Linked DNA regions of Mus musculus: region 2 is linked to region 1. The links are chromatin loops, found by intact Hi-C in ENCODE. Cell type or tissue: gastrocnemius. All regions are shown on one strand. Each heading gives the region's core, and the rest is flanking DNA. Links, peaks and the distances in the headings are about the cores only.

Evidence for each region. Peaks named below come from ENCODE experiments on the same cell type or tissue, not always from the same donor. Only the 100,000 strongest peaks of a DNase experiment are listed, where the experiment ranks them.
Region 2: a loop joins it to region 1, with 2.4 times the contacts of the local background. A loop is called at or near these places in 18 of 42 quality-filtered maps.

What each region holds. Positions count from the first base shown.
Region 1 is chr7:133,026,320-133,037,844 of GRCm38, forward strand. It overlaps a transcript of Ctbp2 not described here. Among named protein-coding and RNA genes, the nearest start is that of Ctbp2, 17 kb to the left of the region's middle. In gastrocnemius, for the core only: no CTCF peak of the experiment used is centred there; a DNase peak (open chromatin) is centred at 6,427; H3K27ac peaks cover 1,106 bases.
Region 2 is chr7:133,108,616-133,120,140 of GRCm38, forward strand. It overlaps a transcript of Ctbp2 not described here. Among named protein-coding and RNA genes, the nearest start is that of Gm35364, 9.2 kb to the right of the region's middle. In gastrocnemius, for the core only: a CTCF peak has its summit at 4,822 (motif pointing left); DNase peaks (open chromatin) are centred at 1,745, 3,852, 4,057, 6,025 and 3 more places; H3K4me3 peaks cover 1,845 bases; H3K27ac peaks cover 5,108 bases.

The DNA.
Region 1 (11,525 bases), core at 1,666-9,665:
GGTCCTAAGTGCACAGTGGTATGCTACCAAGCACACTCTGGCTACCTCCACAGAGGCTCTCTGGAGGCCTGCACTGCGCAGTCTTTACAGTTGCTTTCTTTCCATGAAGGACTCGCAGGGGCCACACACCAAAAAAAAAAAAAAAAAAAAACAACCAAACAAACAAACAAAAAAACCCCACAACACAGAGCAGCACAGCACAACGCAACACAAGCTCCCTGCTACACTGTGTAAGAATGGGCCTGCCCATGCCATCTTCTAGAACCTTCCTCAAATGGGGGCTTTTAATCCCACATTCCTCAGCTGGTTGAGCAGTGGCTGTTAAGCCTTTTCTAAGCCTTCTCGCTGACTCAGAGGAGGAAGAGCCTGTTCCACGTATGCTAGGATCCAAAGAACCCTGTCTCTTTAAGCACCAGCTCACAAATTACCAGGCCGGGCTCCACTGACTCTCTCCTTCAAAACTGCAGCCTGTCAATCACTGTGAGAAGAGTGGGGACCCATTCTCTGGTCTCCTGTTCTTCACTGCAAAACTTCACAATGAGTATTGTTTTAAATCTAACAGCAATCCATGTGTACACACACACACACACACACACACACACGTACGTACGTGTGCACGCACACATGCACATGGGGCTATTCTCAGCTAGCAGGTGAATTGTGCAGAGAAAGATGAGGATGGAAGATTAAGGCTTAAGAGAAACCTGGTGGTGTATGGGCATCAATTATGCTGAATGCTGGGAGTTCCTTTATCAGACACAGGTCTAAACTACTAAAAGGTAGGCAAGTTCAATTTGGCTAGAAAAGCATCCTAAAGATTTATAGCAATAATTATGTGAATTTGAGGAAAGGGAGAAATAGAAAAAGTACAGTTTCTAACCCTATAAATAATGATCAAAACAGCCAAAAGGACACCAAACTCTAACACAGGCAACTGCCTAAAACAAGCCAGTCACCACACGTACAGAAGTATAGAACTCTGCTGTCATCGTTCCTGGGCTCTTTCATGAAGGTAGCCAGCCATGTGTGAACAAACCCCTGACTCAGGGAAAATGGAGATGGGATAGAAGAACCAAGACCTACAAATGTCAACCATAAATGCACATCAGAAAGCCTAGGCTAGCTCTTTTACTTTCTTGAGGCTGGGGCTCCAATGTCCACACTACAGTGAGGCACCTCCTAGACTCTGGTATGAAAACCCAAGCCTCATTATCTACCCCATCCAAAGGACAAGCTAATATTGGTGAAGGGCTACAGAGATAAAAACCGCCAGAGTTATGATCAGCAGCAGGACTGGCTTTGCAGTCTCCTCCTCTAGTGAGGCGTAATCATTCTTTTTGCTTTCCTTTGAATTTTAATTCGTATAATTAGGCGGCTTCTTGAAAAATTGGTAAGTAGGCTCTTGATCATGCAATCAGAGAGATAGCCAACAGCTTACACAAATGTCTTCATCTTAGACTGTCACTGATTCCCACGCCTGGCTTTTCTGTGGTTCTTCTGTGGAGTCCGGGGCAGACCCCGAGGGGAGGTGCCCACCCATCATATCAGCAGCGAATACAGACTTCATTTGGAACAGCCAGTATGAGTTTTGACACATAACTACCACCCTCTCCCACCATATTTCTGCTTCAAAAGGGGGGGAGGGGATGGGTGGGATAAAAGATGTTTTTCTCCTTTTCCCTCCCAAGAAGTATGCTATTTATGAAGACTAACACAGCCACTGCACAAATGTCAGGGACAAACACGCCTTGTAGTGGATCTACGCACGATGGCCCTCACTGCACCAGCCATACTGGCTCTGGGCTCCTAGACTATCAATCACATCTTTGTGATTAGGTTTGCCATGAAAACCAACTTTGCCCTTTAAGTCAGTCCTTCCTCCCAAGTCATAAGCTTCCAGCCAAAGGAATTTGTCAGCTATTGATATCATTAGTCAAAATGTTCAACCAAAGTACTAACTAAAGTATACATCAGGGCGGGCAAAAGAGAGGCAGTGCTATGGTTCCTCTATCTTTGCTGGAATCAGAACTGGAATCGTTCTGGAATCCAGGGGTTCCGTCCTGGAGACTGGGGCTCTGTGCTTATGAAGCAGGAAAGGCATTCCTTGTATGCCACCACATCCATGACAGACAGAGGAGAGAGAATGTGCACGAGCCTCTAGGAAGTGCTCTCTCCAATGCAGGTAAAGTTCAAAGTCAAGAGGAAAGTGGGGTCGTCCTCTCACGGAGGAGGATAAAGAGGAAACGGCACGAAGCTCAACTTCACAGGAGAAAGCCAGAGGAATGCCAGGCCTAATCCCAACCCAGAGATATAAGCGCTCTGAAAATCAGAATGGACAGAAGTGAAATGTAATTTACAGTAGTCTTCCCACGCGGAGGTGCTGTTTCCACAGCTTCAGTACTCTGGGTATATTCAGGTCTGAACAGCATTACATTTAATTTAAAGCCCACCATTTCAAGTTGTACGTGGTTCAGAGCATCACAATAAAATCCTGTGGAACCCTGGCTGCTTCCCAGCTGGGGCTAGAAACACCCTGCGGTCTCACGTATCCACACTGTATATGCCACCTGACCGTTAGCAACACAGTAGCTCAGTTTGGATTATCCAGTGGATCCTTACAGTGTTAAAATCAATGTTACAGTAACTATTTTGCTTAATGCTCAAAGACCAAGAATCACAACACTGGCAATTTGGTTATGCTAAGCGAAGCCAAAAGCTCCTCCTGTGAGTGGGAAGGTGAGCGCGGTGCTCATCACAGGTGCACATACGGGAGGAAACCCATATTTCATACAATGAGATCTGGAATTCTCTACTTATCAGGCACCTACTGCAAGTCTTGAGACACGTCAGCCAGGGAGGAGGAAGTAATAATGTAAGCCATAGATCTTTAGATAAGAAAGCTCAGCAAGAAGCTACCGGGTGTGGCGCACTGTTTCACAGCAGTGTCAACGAGATTTGAGAAAAGAACAAAAATGAAGAGCAACCCATTTTAAAATCAGTCATCTTGACATTAAACATCCATGATTAAAAGCAAAAGAAACCATTTGTCCAAGTTTGGGTAGATAAGCATTTTCTACTGTTGCTACCAACAGCCACCTCTTGGCCAAACCAAACCAGCACAAAGTTATATCATGAAAACTCCAGTCCTCACCAATTGTCTCTCTGTTTCTCCATTCTAGTTCAGACTCTGCAAAGGCTAGGTGGAGGGGAACTGCAGAGCAGGGGTGCATCTTCAACGGCGTGTCTCAAAACAGGATGCTTCTAGAACTCATCCAAAGCTTGCTTTCAAGGGACTCTGCTTATCTTCATGCTAATGAAGAAAGATCTCGTTTTTTGCAACAGTTTAAAAGGATTCATTATCAGTGTAGTTAAGTGGACACACCCCATTGTTAATCGCAAACTAGGTTCAGATTTAAAACCCACGTGGTGGGGAGATCTAATGCAAACACAAAGGGATCCCTATACCCAGGGGTGTGTGCTCATACTGGGCCCCTCCTTTACAAGGCCTTCTTGTATACATAACCCAGGTGAGGCACAGGGAGGACCTTGGACCTGTCTAGGAAAAGCGAGGACCCTGCTCTTAATGAGGCCTAACTAACACCTGCCCTGGGTGGACCCAGGAGAAAGAAAAAAAAAAAAAAAAAAGCCAACAACAAGCCACGGGTACTTACAAGGAAGCCATTCCATGGGCTTCGGGAGGCAAGCATAGCCAAGGGGTTCTTATCCTGAGAAGAGAGCTCTGAGGAGCTTTCAGAGAGCCAGGGAACTATGGGCAGACTGTAGGCATGACTGTGGGGGAGTAACAGCCAGACACTGAGACCGCTAATCAAAATTACTGAGTTTGCAAAGAAATTACATATCCATTTCTAAAATGATTCCTATAGGCAGAAGGTTTGTATGTTCCCTGAAACCTTCCATGTTTGAAGCAGTCCTTCGACGTGTACCATTCTCTTGAGCCTTCTGAGCTCCCATCACCTGGAATGATTGACAGCTGTCAGAGAGGACTGTTGTCACTCCCTGAGCACATAATAGATTCTGTAAATGTCCCTTTCTTTTTCCAGTGTGGGTTAGGGAGTGGGAAGAGAAGACCTCCCTTTACCAGAGTCCCCCATTCAGGTCCTAGAAGTTTCCTAAAAGAACCCCATCCTGAGATATGCACAACGTTTCACTCACAGACAGGCCAGTCCACCATCCAGTAACAAGAGGAAGCGGCTTCTCCACGCAGCCCAGCCCAGTGCTGGGCGGGCGACCCAGCCAGTCAGTCCCTGCTCGGTACTCTCAGTTGGTTAGAGCCCCATCTTCTATCCCCAAAAGCACAAGTACTTGGGATGCACACACCGATAGCTCGTGCTTCAGCCATGGCCTTTCCAATCGGCATAGCTTCAGAATACTGAAGAGTGACAACTTACACAGGTAGCCATGTCCTTCTAATGCCTGCCCCCAGCCCAACCACTGATTCCACACTAGAAAAATAAAATGGCATACTGTGTGACCAACACTGACTCAACTAGACTAATCCAGATTGTAAAAATGAAATACACTGTCAATAATTTTGGCCGGCTCAGAGTGTGCCACTGTCGGGGGTTTCACAGAATCTAGAGGGTTTATGTTGGTGGTAGAGAGCTGGCCTTTATTAACTTCTATATGGCCTTGGGTTTGAAATGCAACATTAGAGAGGGGGTGGGGGGAGTTACACGGTTTGTAAATCCGAAGAAAGGGTTGCACTGTGCCACGGAAATCCACCAGGCTAAAGGTGAACCAGTCAAGGTAGTATCCCCACCCCCCACCCCCCGCCCCCCTGCCCGATGAGGATTAGCTTTAAAACCATGATTTTCCTGGAATAAGCAAGTGGTGTGGTCTTACTTTGAGCTGGGACTCTTAGCCCATACAAATACATTCCTAGTGTCAAATGCGAGCCTCAAGACTTCTGTATATTTTTCGCGTGCTAAAAGTGATAAACAAGGCATGAGAACTTAAGCAGAAAGATCCTTTCATGTTCCTAATTGGCTGTTTTATTTGGGTCATGTTGAGAATCCAGCGTGGGTCGTCACATTCTACAGAGACTCTCTAGAATTTTCACACATTTTAAAAGCCCTTGTCCTCCAAATATGCCTTGAAAATAAATATTTTAGTTAATAATAGAGGCAGAACAGAGAGGGATAAAAGCAAACAAGCAAATGTCCATTCAGATTATGAGGCATAGAATGATGGCGTGCGCTCAGGCTGCTCAGGGTGAGCAGTCGCTAACTCTTCCCCACCTAGGCGTGTGATGTGTGCTCTGTGGCCAAAGAGCCTGTCTGTGTAGTGGAATGCGATCTGTCATCTCATCTGCTATGGGACAGAAAAGCTTGTCCCGGTTGCAAGAGAAATTTTCATTTAACCAAGTAGAGAATGCCACCAACAGGAGAAAGCATACACAATATTGGAAGTTCTCACAGAATGTCTGCAGAGGGGTCACAATACAGCTGTTGGGTGGGGGCGATGACCCAGTACCCTAGTGATCACTGTGGGCAGAGTCCATGGCCTGTGACAAAAATGTACATATACAGTGCATTTCCTGGGGTTCAGTGATGTGTCCAAGCACAGGTAGGATGGCGGCCAGCAGCCTGGACCTGAGAGTTAGACCACAGTGAGACCCACCAGGCCGTGGATCCTTGACAACATGGAAACTACAGGATAGACATAAGAGGCACACTAGATAATATGTCATTATATTTTAATAAAGTGAACACAGACTGGAGAGATGGCTCAGCGGTTAAGAGCACTAACTGCTCTTCCAGAGGTCCTGAATTCAATTTCCAGAAACCACATGGTGGCTCACAACCATCTGTAATGGGATCGGATACTCTCCTCTGGTGTGTCTGAAGTGTACTCATATAAATAAAATAAATCTTTAAAAATAAAAGTGAACGCAAGTCTAATGAAATAGCAAAATAAAATACTTCTTGTTAAGCTTGAACTATTTGCCCATAGAAAAATTACTAGTTCTAATATAACTTCGATTTAGTTAAAGTGAACACGTATGAAGCCATAATCTGTGTCTAGTAAAAGCAATTTTAGAGGTTAGTTACAAATTACAACAATAAAACATTTTTAAAGCGTCTTAAGATCTTGATTTGTTTTTGTTTTAAACACGCCTGCCTCTTGACTTCAGTTTGACCCCACAGAAGTCCCTGACTCTGGACTGTCCCAATTTGGCAACACTCTGTCCCATAAAAGACTTCAGTGGGTTACCTCTTGACACGGTGAGGTCCAAAACACATGTCTCAGTACCTGCATCTTATAGCCTTTATCTGCTTATCAAAAAAGCAATGGAAAACAAGACCAGTCCCACCCTACCCCGTGGTCAACCTGTCATGCTGGGAGCAAGATTAGCCCACGGGAAACATTTTACCCAGCGATGAGGCTCTTGATCCAGCAGAGGGCACTGCTCACCCTGCCTAGACATCCCCAGACTGCAAAGCTGGGATATCTTTGCCTGGGTCTCAAATGTGAACTCCATAAGAACCCAGAGAAAATACGTCAAATACCCTTGATGGAAAGGCCTGAGCACTGTGTGTCTTAGGAAGCAAGAGAGGCAGAAGGCACCTGGCCTCCCTTCTAGCCATGGATGCTGAATGGTGGGATGTGACTCCCTCCCCATTGTCTCACACCTCCCCTGAGAGCCAAGGTCTCCCCCCTCCCGCACGCGCACACACACACACACACACACACACACAGGGCAGGCCAAGGAAAGGTGGTCCAAGAGCCAGTGAGTTTCCTGACCCACAGTGTGAGGTTTTGTCCCGCAAAGGGGCACAAACTGCCCTAAGGGGTAATTTTCCTTTATGCTTGCAATTCTCATTCAGAGATATGTGAATCCTGGTGATGGACGATGGGAACAACTTGGCAGTGAGAGGATTTAAGACAGAATAAATAGGAGGGTACACAGTTCTCCACAAGCCTGATAGAGTTTCCATCAGACTAAAACCTGGGGGGGGGGGGGGGCGCGCACACAATTGAGCAATTGTTCCTTGACCCTAAGGTCCCTTTGTTGTAAGACTTCAGAGTACATGCCCTTCCCCCCAGAGCAGACACTAAGCAGGCAGAGGAGGGAAAGTAAGAAGGATTTCCCATTTAAATATAATTATATATCTTCTTCATTAACTTTGGGGAGGAGCATATTCAACCAGACCTGTGGGAGGCAAAGAACAGCTTTCAGGAGTTGGGCTCTCACCATTTGGGTCCTGGGTTTAAGCTCCAGATGTCAAGCTTGGTGGCAAGTACCTTCCGTTTAGTACTAAACTACCTCCCTGGCCTGGATTTCCTGGTTTTAGATAGGGAGGGCTTAGAAGCAGCAGAGCCTCCCTCTGCCTAACCACAGCTGGCCAGTCAGGAGCCATGGAATGATGCAGGAAAGAGGTGTGCTTTAACTAGTCATGTTCCAGGAGCGACACCATGCTCCACCTAACCCCAGACACTCCATGGGACGACATTCTCTGACCATTGCTTCAAACACCGTTGCTGTGGCAACAGGATACCACTTAGAGCACACAGCTATTTCTTGATTATGATATGGCATACTTAGTTTTTTAGTAAGAATGCGCCAAAATGTGGGAGGTGCCAAATGGGATTCGAGGAGCCCCCGATCGCATCTCCATACAGCCTGCCATCTCCTTTGCCACAACTTACATCACAAAGTACCTGGTGGCCAAAGACAGGCTAACAAGGAGGGATTTTGAATTTGCCTCAATGTCCTGCTAGAATGACAGCTATGTCTTCAGAAAGGCCTCAGCACTCGGTGAACCTATTGAAGGATTTTCTCTGCTCTTCCCTTATTCTAAAGGGACAGTCTCTCTCTGCCTTAGTCCCTGCTGCTCACCCTATCTGCCTGGTGGCTATGTCACCCCAATGAAAGATGCCTGCCTTCTCCAGTCACCAACCCAAGTTTCACCAAGAGCAGGGCCCATAGCCTTGTGTGGCTCCCAGAGCCCACTGGCTGCCTGAAATCCCAAGGCCAAAGAAAAATCAAGTCTCTGTCACAGGGGACGGGAAGGAGCAAAGAAAGGGGCAGCATTCGACTGGGCTTCAGGACCAACATCCCAGGTGTGTGAGAGGGTGGGAAGAGCGTGCTTCCTCTCTCACCTCTGACACCTGGCTCTGGGGTTGGCCTGGGGACCCGGATACAGTGGGAAAGTCTCAAATTTTAGGAGGAAGAACAATCAAATGGAAGCAGACACACAGCTTTGCTTCTGGGAAGTAGGGCGTTGGCCAGAGGCGGAGTGCATGCCAGTAGAGGACCTGCTTCCTCTGGGAGGACCTGGCTTAGGCTCCAGGAGTAAGGACCTACTCATATATCCAGACCCTTACAGGTTCAGCCAGACCCAGAAGTCGCACATGGAAAGGGGGACGGGGAGAAAGAAAAGCTGCATCTTAGCTTAATGACCAAATCTTTCTCCAGGGGATCTAATGCCCTTTCCGGCATCCACAGGTACCAGGCATGTATGTGCATACATATATCATACATGCATGGCTGTGTGCACACAAACACATATGAAATAATAATAATGATAAATTTTTTTTAAAAAGAGAGAGATTTAGACCTTGTGGCTGGACTACCATTTAAGAGTTCTGTAGGATGGAGAGTTTGCACAGCAAAGCCCTGCTTCTCAAATTATTTACAAACAAAACTTTTATTAGGAAGGATACTGAGGCTCCTGGCCCTTTGGGGACCCTCACTGGTGGGCATCCGCATCCTTTTGCTATATTTGCTTGTAACAAGCTGGCTTCTAGCATGGCCTTGTTCTTGCTGTCAACTCTGGGGATGTCCTATGGAGAAGTCTGAGCAATCAAGCATCAGAGGGGACCAGGGTCAATATCCAGACAGCACTACCTTAGGTCTCTGTGTCAGAACACCCTAGCCACAGGCACCCACTTAAGCCGGGTAGATTCTGACCCCAGGAAATGAAGATGACCAGGCTTGGTGGTTTAAATCTCTACATTCTGAGGTAATTTGTCACACAGCAATAGATAAAATAACAGAACGCTCTATGCAACCCATCAAATTTACTATGGTCACTGATAGAGTGCCGTTCAACAGAAGACACAAAGCCACGAATCCATTCGTGACGCGTGACGTCAAGCTCCACGCTGGAGCTCCAGGCCGGAGAACACTAACAGACCTACCCAAAGCTGTAAATCCCAGCAGCCTGTGCTAAGGTTAGGTCTGTGATATATCCACTCGGAGCTCCTGGGGTAAACTATGCTGCTCACATCAGCAATACCAAACAGCCCCAAGAGTGGAATGTCTGTTGCTATTTTCACTTACCCCAGACACTTAAAATAAATTCCACAGCTACACTCCACACATACACGGTTAACTAAGGCACCCTGGGGTCTCCACACTTACTCATATGCACCCATAAGTCTGGAGGACATTAGAAACATCTATCAGAGCCTGGGCCCCACATTAAGAAGGCATCTCCCAGGCCACCCTCTGCATGATAATTTGCTGGCCCTCTGGCTGAACAATACCTATTAGCAAATATGAGAGGCTCCTCCCAGAGTCAGAAGATTCAGGTCAACCCCTCAAGGCAGTCCCTAAGTCTGCAGTCCCAGATATAGCTGGTTCTTGTGACAAGAAACCACCAAGTGTGAGCTTAGAGATGCTGAAATCCCCACCTGAAACCCAGGAAGAACACAGAAGCTGCAAGGCCAGATGTGGCCACATGTGCAAAAGAAAAGCTATGTGACTGCATGCACCAGAGGAATGTGTGCCTAGAGTAATGCAATCAGGGGCCTCAAGGCCTGTGTGGCCTTCATGACATCATGGGGGCACAGCATCCCTGAAGCCTACTCCCCTCTTAGAAGTCACCAAACTCAACAGCTGGCTACCTTCAAATAGCCAGACTTAATAAGACCAGCTCACCCACCTTTTGTGCTTTCTTCTGACCCTACCTCTACCAGGAACAGCTTTGCTGCAAAAGCTTATTGGAGCAAAAGCCTGGAAGCAATGGAGGGAGTGTGATCCAGCCCAGGGGACCAGGCTGAAAGCACAACACCCTGTGGCTTAGGACCACTCAAAGGCCATGATCCCTAGAACCCACGGGACTGGTTTGAGAAGGCACTGACAGAAAGACAAGGAAAGGCCAGGGGGACACAGACCTAATGTGAGCAGAGCTCTCTCTGAGGACAAGATTGGGGGGGGGGGGACCTCCCAGCAGTTGTTGGAATGTTTTACACAGGCAAGCATTCTTTTTAAAGCTCAGTGTGCAGAGACACTTCCGAGTGGGTCTGGGTGCTCAGTCACACGTGTGCAACAGCAGCCGCCCATCAGACTCCTCGTGATGAACCTTACACCTAAGACCACCAACACAACCACCATCTGGGTCTTCATATCAGTTCTCTAGCTAAGCCTCCCAGATTTCAGATGTTTGCAAACATAGGCATCTAAATCCTACCCCAGAATTCTAAGAGTAGGCTACTGATTTAAGTAAGGGCCGGGAACAGGATGGGAGGGGCAGCACTTGCTATCTGCTCAAGGTTCGTTCTCTATTTTACAGAAATTTTACAGCTCATTTTACAGGAAGGCTAAGAACCAGCTCTATCTTCTAAAGTTCTGACAGTAGCCTCGTGCTATTAACTCTGGTGTGCTCAGGACCTCTAAGGTCACTCTCAGATCCTGAGGATACAGGAGGATCCCAGATCCTGGGCCACACCCTTACACATAGAGTCCTGGGAGCCCATATTATCATCTGTGTTTGTCACTCTGCAGTCTACCCCTCTGTGGGAAACACTAGTACCCCTCTATTCAGCTTTGGGGCATGGAACGCTATGGGGACACGGGTCAGACCCCAAACTCCACACAAGATGCAGCAGGGCAGAAGCCAGGCTGTGAACTCAGAAGGCGGGACAATAAAATAAGAGGTTACCCGGGAAGGGTTAAATGGGTTTTAAGAACAAAATGGATGAAAATGGCTTCAATACAACTTGATGAGGTCAGCGAGTATGGAGGCCTAATGACAGCTGTAAGAAAAAACATCTGGCGGTGTCAAAAGGTCGGCAGGAAGTGAGTGGGGCTTATATGGCTCTGATTGGCTGGACTGATACTCCTGGAAAGAGACACACATGGCTTAACTTAGCCCTAGAGGGCCAACAAAACCCCTTTTAATTGTCCTCTGACCAGCTCCGCCTCTGGGGTCCCCTGTCTGGGATCCTGACAGGCAAATAGTCTTTGTTCACCCACAGAGGGTCAATGGGTCTAAAGCCCTCTGAAGCAGTAGTCTTTGGGGTGTGGCAAGTGGCAGGTGTGCCCTCCCTCCTGGGCCCCAGAATCTCTTAGCTTCATTTTGTCCTGGAACAAGCTTGGGTCACTCCACTAGCACATGCTTCAATAAATCCATCCCCGTGAAAACCCAAACAAGAGCTTCCTTTGGAATAACAGGAAGTGCTGGTACACAGCATGGCCTAAAATAGGGTTCATTTTATCTGGAGACAAAGCTGTGGCCTCAGAGCTAGCTTACCTCTCAGAGCTCTTGCAAGAACCC
Region 2 (11,525 bases), core at 1,302-9,301, 82 kb after region 1:
GACACAAATACATGTGTCAAATTTCAAATGTATTCATTCAATCTGGGGGTTATTCAAGCTATATAAAACCTTCTTTCAACCATGTTTGCATGCCAAATGTTCAATAACTAGACTCAAGTGTGTGGGTGTAGCGCTGAGGGAGTGGTTTGTGTTTAGAGAAAGACAGACTGTGTGTGGTTGGCAGGTTCTGGGATGACTACACGGAGAACCACCTGGAGGAGTTTGCTAAAAATACAGATGTTGGGGTTTGTCCAACATGATGGTGTGCAGAGCCCAGGAGATGGACTCCTAGAAGGGGTGCCCCAGGGATCCCCCTTCTCTGGCAGCCAGCCTCTCTGGAACCACCCAGTCATTAGGTCCTCCCTGGGGACTGCAGGAGTCACTCATGTGAAAACCACCAAACCCACAGCCAACTTCTTAACTTAAAATGCACAGGTCACCTGGAGAGCAGGGCAGAGCAAGGGCTGGTTAAAGGGTCCTGGTACTCACCCAAGGGACCTCTCTGTGCTACTGGAGGCCTCTAACTCCATCCCCATGCCAATCTGCAGAGGGGCAGGGAACTAGAGTACTGCCCAGGGGAGGCAGACAGACGAGAATACAACTTACTAAGTTCTATTAATTGTGTTGTAACTTCAGTCAGCGTTCCTCCCTCCGGGGCACCAGAACCACAGTGGCAATAGAAACTACTGGCAAACGCCACGGGCGTCAGCAACTTCTGGGCTTATCCACCCTCACAGTCTGGATCCTACGCACGGCCTATTATATATCCTATGCCCTTGCACTGCAGACCCCCAGTTTTCCAAGGGCATCTTCAAGAACCATCTCCAAAAGAAATTCTGAATGGCGTGAACTGAGTGCAAAGAAATAGCTGGTCTATGAAATGACCAACCCTCCTCGGAGGCAACACACAGTGCCTTCTACATTGGCGCATGCGCACAGCCTTACAACACACACCTAGAACCTGCCAGGTAACAGAGGAGTGGCATTGCCTAAAGGGAGCAGCAGCTCACACTAAAACTGGAATCAGCCTGTGAACTTGGCATTCAGGAGGCTGAAGCAGGCAGGTCAAGAGTTCAAGGCCAGATTGGGCTATGCAGCAAGATTGTCTTACAAACAAAACACAAAAAAAAAAAAGAGGGAAAGAGATGGGTGGTAGTGGTGCACACATTTAATCCCTGTACTAGAGAGGCAGAGGCAGGAGGATCTCAATACCAGCCTGGTCTACATAGTGAGCTTCAGGACAGCCAGAGCTACACAGAGAAACTATCTCCAAAAAAAAAAAAAAAAAAAAAGGATTAAAATTGGATTCTCACTAATCACTCCATAAAGACACACACATGTATGTCTGGGTCATATTGGGTGCTTCATCAGTATCTGATAGTATGCATGGATTCTGGTAGTGGATGGATAGATACCCTGGAGACCATTTCCAGGTTTTGAAGAGCCTGGATCAGAAACCTGCTTAGACACACAAAGCCAATTGCTACTCCGCTGAATCAAAGCTCTTCACCAACCAAGAACACAATACCACATACCAGGCAGGTGACCCACACTAGATCCATAAGGCAATCAATCACCTGCACACAGATCCTCCTGCCTCCAGACCAAGAGAATGAGCCAGTCCACCAGCCAGGAAGGGGCAGGCTCTAAGGAGTGTGCTGCCTGCCGGCCTGCCCATGCTGTGGCTCCCTGCTCGATGCGGTGGGAACTGGGCTCCCAGGGTACACAATCAAACCCTGAGCCTTTTCCTTGGCAGCTTCCACCTGCCAAAAGCAGCTGGACCAGGCACAGCTCCCATGTTGGTTGTCCACCCTGCAGGACAGCCAGTTTTCTTCCCTTCCACGGAAAGGGAGGAGGTCTCCGGTAACACATGAATATTTTACTAGGCATTTCTTGGACTTAGCTAATACACAGTAACATTCTGCTGTCTAAAAACAACTTCTTGCAAGTTTTTTGGTTTGTTTTTAATTTATCACATTGGCCCCATTAACCAATGAGAAGCCAACCAAACTCAGTGCCCTTCCCTAAACAGATTGATACCTATCCCAGGTATCCTTTTATAATGGCCTCCAACTAAGTCCAGGAATTCTTTCGGCTGTAGCAGACCCTCCCACCTTCTTGATGTCTGATGGGAACCCTTCAATATCCATCTACTTTGAAGTGCAGAATGGGCCTTTCTCTGCACAAAAGCAGCAGGTTTATTTTATTTTACTATACAGCGTTTTTTATACTATATAGTATTTTTTTTAATTTAACAATCCAATCTAATACGTCAGCCTGTTCTAAGCACTTATAAAATATTACCTCGTGGGATCTTATTACATACCGCCATTCTACAGACTCAGAAACCTAAGCCCCCGTCAAGAGCTAAGTAAATGAGAATGAAGGGAGGGCTACAGCGTTCTTTCCATGCCATCTTTGCCACACATTCTAGAAGAATCTACCCCCTGCGTACACTGATCCTTCTACTGGCCTCTAGAAGGGCGTCTCTCTCGTCTAAAAGAAGTGACAACATCTTCTAGATCAGAGCTTCCCACCCATTCTAATGCTGTGACCCTTTAATACCGTCCCTCAGGCTGGGCTGGGGAACCATAAAACACAAAATCCCTCAACCATAAAATTATTTACTTGCTACTTCAAAACCTTGCTACTGTTACCAATCATAATGTAAATATTTCTGCAAGATGTAGGTCTGTCCAAGGAATTTGAGACCCACTCTACTCTTCCTCGCCTCAATACAGTACAGGGCACCCAGTGCCCCCCCCCACCCCCCCAAAGCAAAGTTTATATATCACCAGCTTGAAAAATTACTGGAATGCAGCTTTAAGCCTGACCCTACTCTAGGTGACAGGCAGCAGCTGGGAAACCTTTTCCCAGGCTTCCCTTTGGGATAGCAGTTATGAATTTACCTCCAAGCTCACAGGCCAGACAGACAGACGGACAGAGCCCAGGCAAACAACCCTGGAATCACTCTATCTCCCTGCAATCCTTGTACACAACAAACTCAGCTGTATGAAGTTCCCAGTCATAATATAAAGGAGACAAAATTCAGAAGCAAGCTCAAATGAGTCCGTAAGTTAGTTCCATGGGGTACACCTGGCCATTTTAGGAAGAAAAGAAATTACCCACTGGTCCAGTGAAAATACTCAGAGGAACTCTCAACTTGATCCTTACTGGCTCCTGGCTTTTGCTTAAGTCACAGTTTGGTCTTCCATTCGGGTGAGGAATGAAAGGATGCTGCATGGGGAGGTAGGGGGAGGGGTCTCCATCCCAGAGGATCAGGGGGAGGGGGTCTCCATCCCCAAGTTAAAAGCACTGTGAACGATCGGCCAACAGAACTGCACAAATGCTGGATGGGGAAACCAGATGATCAGGAGACCAGTGTGTCCCTCCATGGGGTGGGCAGAACTCAGGCACCCCTACCTTGTGTTGAAGGAGTTAGCTTAAGTACCAGCCTCAGTGGCTTTTCTTCAGAGCAAAGGACCCCTGACCCCTAGGGGTATATACTTTCTGCATGCCAGAACCACCGGTATGGTTTGGAGACTACCTGAAGCCATGCCTAGCAGGGACTGACTGTCTATAAGAAAATTACATGCAGTCACAGTGGTCAGCAAGCAAAGGGGCTTTATCCTCTCCTGTCCCATCACCTAGGCCTGTAGAGTTAAAGCCAATACAGAATTAGCACCCCCCCCAAACAGACCTCTGCGTGATGAAGTAAAGGGCGACCTGTTTGAAAACTCAGGAGGGAGGGCTCTTAAAATAGACAGAAATATAATCATTACCCAAGCTGGAGCAGGGCCAGGACGCCAGGGCAAACATGAGTAATTTGTTAAGAGACACCTCTGGCACATTATCCTATCAGGGTTGAACCCACCATGGAGCCAAGCCCCCTGCCTTTCAGCCTCAGACCGGTCCCCCAACATAACTACAGGGATTTCCCCAGCTCACAGGCCCACACCTGTTCTCGAAGGGGAAGGAAGAGCTGCAGAGCAGGAAGGCACTCACTCTTTCAATGGAAGCCTGTTTTTCAGGAAAATCCCCAGCATATGGGGACCTTAGGTCCAAAGCTCCTGCCCTGGGTGCCTTTCCGGTTGAGTTATTCACCACAGGGGCAGGGCTGGGCTCTGGATCTTAGGGCACGCCCAACTTCATGCCATTCCCTTCAGTTCGGATGGCCACTTTGAAAGGAAGACTAATCCTTTTGTTCTGGAGAACTCACTCAAATTCCTGGCTAAGGCCAGTGTTACACAAAAGCAAGGCTGTAACCTAGAACTTCCTTGAAAGGAAGTTTTTACTGGTTTTACAGGAGTGGAGCAGACGGACCATCCCATCGTCCTGAGGGGAGATCTTGCCCAGCTTTCTCCAAATATCTATGTGTAGAAATTGAGGAACAGTGGGGTATAGGGCGCCTGTCTCTCCCTCCAAGGGAGGGGCACTCACCAGAAAGGTAGTGCCTGCTTTGAGGATAGTCTGAATCTACCTACTGGAAAAGTGATGCCTGTCCCTAAGCACAAGGAGTTGCTTATGGACGGGTGTGTGTGTGTGTGTGTGTGTGTGTGTGTGTGTGTATGCCCCGCAAGCCATGAGTCAGTAATCCAGAGAATTCTTTCCAGACAGCCAGAAACTTTCAAAGACCTCCCAGGTTTGAATAGTCACTTCAAGATTACACTGAGAGTAATTGGAGAGAAAGCTCAACAGTCAAGACCACTGACTGCTCTTTCAGGACCTGGATGCATACAGGCTCGCACACACCCATGCACCCACAATGGCTGTTAACTCCAGTTTCATCCAGAGGGTCAGATGCCCTCTTCTGGTGTTTGCATGTACTGTGTGCACAAAGTTTCGTGCAGGCAAAACATACACATAAAATAAAAGTGTGTTTTTAAAATACAGAGAAGCCTGATCTCGTAGTACAGTACAGGTCTTAGCTGCTCAGGAGGAGACTGAGGCTGCCCAGTGAATTTAAGAGCAGCCTGGTATCTTCGGGAGAAAAGGGATGAGATATAGCTGAGTGTGCTTGCCTAGCTTATGCAGGAGACCCTAGGTACCCTAAGCTAGATCTCCAGTACAAAGTGAAGGGAACCTACCAGCAGGTGGTGATGCGCGCATACACACCTCATTCCAATACTTGGGGAAAGGAAGATTGTGAGTTGGAAGCCACCCTACAAAACATAGCAAGACTGTCCCCACACACACTGTGTGTGTGTGTGTGTGTGTGTGTGTGTGTGTGTGTGTGTGTGTGTGTTAAGGGATAGCTCTGCTAATAAGCCTGATAGTCGGAGCTCAGTCTCCAGAACATACAGGTTAGAGATAATTGACTCTTGAAAGTTGTCCACCTGCAACCTGGACACACACACATGCGCACCCACAAATATACACAAATGGGATCCAAATGTTTTTAAGTGCAATAAATGTTTAAAGGCCTAGAGAGTCTACTCTAGGAAAGTCTCCCCACTTTAGGGTGGATCACGCTATCAAAAAGATCACTCAAAGGACAAAATGAACAGAAGCCGGACTTCTCACAGCTCCGGGGCTCTGGGGAACCTATGAGCTGAGGGCAGGGTAAAATGGAGTAATTATTTGAGACTTCAGTCTGAATTCGGGAAAAACACAGAATCTACCCCTTCCCTCTGCTCCCATGGAGGAGATAGGGTGGAACCAGGAAGTCCTACTCTGACCATTTTCCAAACGTCAGGTCCCAGCTCCATGGAGAGGTCATGAGCAAGTCACTTCAAAGTCCTTCCTTCCTCAGTCTGCCATCATTCCACCTAGGGAGACTGGTGGGCCAGAGCCAGATACAAGCGAGGGCTCAATTGACCATCCCTACATCGTTAAACTCTTATCATTAAGTAACAACGCTGCAAGGAGATCCGAAGTCGTGAATGAAGTCTACAAGACAGAGGAAGTTTAACGTTCAGAAATTGGTTCACCATGGAGAACCCTCAATCCAAGTCTAGATCCCGCTGCCCCTCCCCCTAGTGCCCAGCACCTCCGGCTAAGATCCCCAGGCCCCTGAGCGGCCACCATAACAAACACCCGCAGCAGTTGGCGGAAATGGTAGGTCTCAGTCCTGGCAGTTATGTGTCAAGCTCTATGGCCGTTTGTAGAGCAAATAAAACAGCACTTTAGAACTTACTGCACAGCAAACCTGCCACAGGGATGATACCCCTGTACCCCTGTGGGCCTTTCGCCCTGAAAGCCTAATGGAGGCGCTAGAAACATCTTGACCCCTCCCCCCCAGGTCAGAAACATTGGGTCAGGATCACTGTGGGCAGAAAAGTGTTCAGGACAGGGTCCCGCCAAGCACCTGGCTCAGCTGAGCTGAAGTTGGGGGCCCACTTGAATGTCCTCCCCACCAAGGAATCTCAAGTCACCCCGCCCGCAGCTCCCTCCAGGCCATGGAGGCCAGCTGGTGAGAGGGAAGCGGCAGGAGGAAGGAAGTGGGGGCTGGGGCACAGGGTCTATTACCATCACCTTCCAACACTTCCCTGCTGTTTAGATTAGCAAGTGAAAAGGCCCGGACCAGGGGAGTTTTCCCCGGGTCGGATGCCTCACCCTGGGCACAGAGATAGACGGGCGGGGTCGCCAGGTGCACACACCCCAGGGGCTAGAAGCCCACTTGGAGTCCTGAGATTCCAGATCCTCAAAAGCCAAATGAAAGGCCCCCCACGCTCCTTCCCCTCACTTCCCATCCAGACCACGCCCCCTCCCGGGGCGGGGCCAGGTGTGACCGAGACCTTCCTCTTAGACCCAGCCTCTCTTGCCCGCCTGGAAGGTCGCTCAGGACACCGGAAGTTGGTGTCCGACTGGGTAGAAGGCAGAGGGTCCTGGAGGGCCCAACTCTGCTCTACCGGAACAAGGATAGGGAAAAAAAAAAAAACACCCAGCCCCTCCGTGACTTGGAAAAAGCGACTCTATTTCTTCCTTGCAATAAACAGGAATTATTGTATTTACCCAGCTCGCAGAGCCTCGTGAAGATTAATGGCTGTGAACTGTTTTTAAGATAAAAAAACACTCCCAGATCTTACTTGTAACATTCATATATGCATATGGACATCTGATGCACTTAAAAAAAAAAATCACTCTATCCAAGTGACATTCATCACCAGATCTTAGAGCAACAAAAGAAAGCGATGGGTGCTCTCCGGACAATATCTGACCATGGCACGCACCTGAGCCACCAGCTCCAAAAGGCAGAGAGGCTATCCAGCCAGCAGTGCAGATTAGGATAACATCTAGAGAAGGTAGGGAAACATGAAACTTAAAATATCCGTCGTCCACTCCATTAGGAAAGAAAATGAAAGGGCATCTTCCTAATGAAGCCCATTAGACTCGGCCTCCACCTGGGTTTCTGGTGTTTGGAAACTCCTAAACACGGGGCTCCAGTGGTCATTCAAGCTATGCCAGTGCCTGGAGCTTGCACGATCCGGTCCTATCTGGCCAAGCTGTTCCAACAGCAAACCCCTCTCTCGAGGAACCAGCAGCGCCCTTCCTGGATTATGCAAGGTCACGTGACCGCCGAGGGCACTTTTGGAGTGGAAATGGGAGTTGGGGGTTCAGGATGTTAACCTCTTTCTTTCAACCATCCCAAGACTTGGGTTTTAAGGCAGGCAGATCTGAGTGTAAGCACACCAGCGTTTCACCGTGTGCGAGGCGTTAAGAGCTAGCAGTGAAGCACTTTATTTGGACTCGAGTAGAACACACTAAAATTCTCCATCAGCGAGAATAGTCACAACTAGGGTTCATTTAAAGGGAAAGTACAGAGATCCTCTCCAGCAAGTCATTTTCACCTGCTGCCCCTTGCCCCTCCTACTCCTCTCTTCCGATCAGGTGTAAACACAGTTCCAGGTTTCATTATGCCCGTTCGCACCCATAAAGCAATATTTTGCTGGCCTCCATATTAATTTTTTTTAACTTTCATAATAGGACCAAGAAAAACAAAGTATCCCATTAGGCCATGAGCTTGGTCTCTTAGTTCCTTCCAGACAAACTTCCTAGGATTCCATGACTTCAATAATAAAGTTTTTGTTCCTCCTGAGATAACAAGAGGCATGATGGGAGCAGAGCCACAATGAGGCCTGAGAAGGAAGCCTGGTGCTATTTTCCACATCATCTGAGCAGGCCTCACTATGGGCTGCTCCAGTAATACCCAGAGCCACTGCTTTCTTATCTCCTAGCAAACAATCTTTAAGCCAAGCAGTGTAAATCATAATTAGGATGTTGTAATACAAGAAGAAAGAAGCACATGCTGACCAGAATCCAGAAAGGAAAAAAAAAAAAAAAATCAACACCATAAACCAGGTAAGGGGTTCATTGCATGTCTGTAATCTCTGCACTTGTGAGGTAGAAACAAGGAAGGAATTCAAGTCTAGCCTTTGTTACATTAGACTAGACCAAAAAACAAACAAACAAACAAACATAGGGTAAGGTATTATTTCCTTTTCTAGTTTACAAAAGCTCACCCCCACACAGACATCTTCACCAGGGTTTTCCTGGCCACCTGAGGTCTAGACAAACCCAGTCACCTGCAATTTAGGATTAACATCCTCCAAACACCACCCAGCTTGGGGGATGAGAAAGGAAAGTTCTAGTACTTAGGACAGAAGTCACAATTCCTTTTAAAACTAGCATGACTGCTTGCCCCATTAGTCAGAACCCAACCATTTTATCACAATTTCTATGAAATTTAAGTCCACTCTAGCAGCCAACTGTTAAATCTACGTTAGGCCTACAGCTCAAGCCGGGCACTTCTAAGCACCCACAGGGGACCAAGCTTGGTGGATGGAAACTGCCAGGGGGCCTCAAAATTATGAGTGCACATTGCTAAATACCAGGTAGACGCAGCCCTGGGAATAGACAATTACCCACATGGTTCCAGTTTGGATGGAGATTTTTACGAGGTACCAGGAATGCCTGTCACCTGAGCCATCATGGGTCCCACGTGGAAGTGCGAGGAAAGGCTCTGAGAATGAAGACTCAAAGAAGCCTTTTCAGAAATAACAGCAGGAGCCACAAACAGGCAGGCCCTATAGCAAATAGTCAAGTATAGGATCCGGTCCCTAAAGGCAAAGCCGGAGCACAGGGAGGAATTAAACACAAAGTCAGGTCCTTCCTGGGATTTCAGTTGCCTCAGTGTCTGGCACTGTATAGATAGTGTTCTCCTAAGATCACATTTGAAAGGGGGGGGGGGGTGAGGGAGTTGTCATTCTTAATGCTTTTCTCGGAAACTGCTTCTATTTGCCCTTGTAATCTTTCCTCAAAAAGAATGCAGACTGCTAAGAACCAAAGCATGTATTCTCCTGGAGTCCAGTAAGACCACCTTCTAAGAAAAACTCAGGAAGGGAAGCTGGCCAAATTTCCATGCCTGACCAAGGCAGATGAATGCCAGGCTGGTTCCCATCCCTGTTGTGTTCTCCTGCAGAAGGGGAAAACTGCCCCTTGGCTCCCTTTGTCAACATTCCGCACAAACAATGGCCAGGCTCTTTCACCACTTTAGACTCTATATTCATCTGTGAATCCCCCTCTTCCACACAATGTGCAAGGCCCTTCTTTTCATAGGAGAAGTTCTGAATGCCCAAGAGCAGCCATAATTTAGGCCTTCCACATTAATAATGACATCTAAAAGCAAACTCCAGATTAGGCCCAAACATTCATTTGTGACTATCATTAGAGTCACACTGATAGCTTTTGGATACTTTTCATTAAATCATGATCAAAAGAGCCACTATAAAACTGGTTCTGAAGTTTTTGGCGATTATTAAATATAATTTTCTGAACTCAGAGATAGGGCTTTAAAAAAATAAAAAAAAAAAACCTTTCATAACTCCATGACACATATTCCATTAAAGCCAGACTTGAATAAAAATTAACTTCAAAAGGTGGGACTGGGGAAAGCTTCGGATATTCCCAGCTCTCCCCGGGGACTGTAACTTTAAGTTGCAGCCAAAGTAAATTAGGACATGCTTACCAGCTGTAATAGGTAAGGTGATCCACCTAGGCAATACGCCCACCCAAACATTCCTGTACCCCCTAACTTTTCAGCATACACAAGCCTCGTGAGCATTCATTCCTGACCTATCAGTCCATGGAAAGATTGTTAGTAAGAGACCCCAAGATTTCACCAAAAGGTGGCATTTCTTTGTGAAGGATCAAGCTGTACTATTTTTTTTTAAGACTACAAAATTGTGTTCCACCCTCTGTAATGGTGCTGTTATTACCTGTGCATGGTAGTAACTGAGTTGTTCCTACCCAGCACAATAGGTAAATTAGTCCCTTCCCAACCAAGCTATGCGAATCCTTGTGTTTCCGTGTGGCCTGCTGCTTTCTGCTGATAGAAAGTTTATTAGCAGAGGGACCCAAGCTGAACTCACATACATTATAACGAGTCCCTCTATATTGAAGAGTCAGTGGGAAAAAGTGAGAACTGAGACCACCATTACATCAATGTTGTAAACTCTTTACATTTTCTTTCCATTTAGCAGAGCCCTGAGTGCAGAAGGGATAACTGCACCTTCAAATATGACTCTTGATGCCAGGGTGTGTTGTTGGCAAAAGACATGCCCCTGCTACAACACAGCAGTAGCCCTCCCTGAAAGGTGACCCTAAAAGGTATCCTTTTTGAAAGACCTTTTCCGTTTTTCATAAATCTGTAAGAAGGCCAGGTGTGGTGGCACACAGCTTTATGTGGGAGGCTGAAGCTGGAGGATTCTGAGTTCTAGACCAGCATGGTCTACAAAGAGAGTTCTGGGTCACCGTGCATGGTGACTTCCAGGACAGTCAAGGCTATGTAGAGAGACCTGATCACAAAAAAAAAAAAGAAAGAAAGAAAGAAAGAAAGAAAGAAAGAAAGAAAGAAAGAAAGAAAGAAAGAAAGGAAGGAAGGAAGGAAGGGAAGGAAGGAAGGGAAGGAAAAGAAATTCAAACAAAATATGCCATCCTAGGCTCACTTTCCTGCTGGTTCAGTATATCTCTGACCTGACTGCTCTCTCAGCACACCCTAAACAGCTTGTTTTCATAGTTTGTTGTCACTACTTGTTTGTTTCTCTAACCCAATTTTTCTTTACAACACTTTCTAGACTAACAGGACAATTTCTATTTGGAGTTTTTAAAGTCAAGAGTGAGGTTATTGATTATTCCCTGAAAGGGTAATGGATGGAGTAGTTAATAATTATTCCACTAGCAAGTTTTACCGTTTCATCTTGTGTACAAGAGCTAGGTTAACAATGCCAGGGAAATCAAAACGACTCAGCAGGGACAGGAACAGGTGTGCCTGAGTCTGAAAGGGCCAAAATATTTCACCAAGTATGTCACAGGTTTTTTACAGAGGCAGTGTTTGGGGTTTGGTGGATGATTTTTCTTTTCTTTTTTTTTTTAAGTTTCTTAACTCTGAAATGACACACTTAAATTTTACAGACATTTCTTCACTTAAATTGACGACTAAATCCCACACATAAATTGCAACTCAAGCTCAGCAAGGAAATGCATTTTGCGGGACAAAGGGTTGAGTTTTTTTGGGGGGGGGGTTG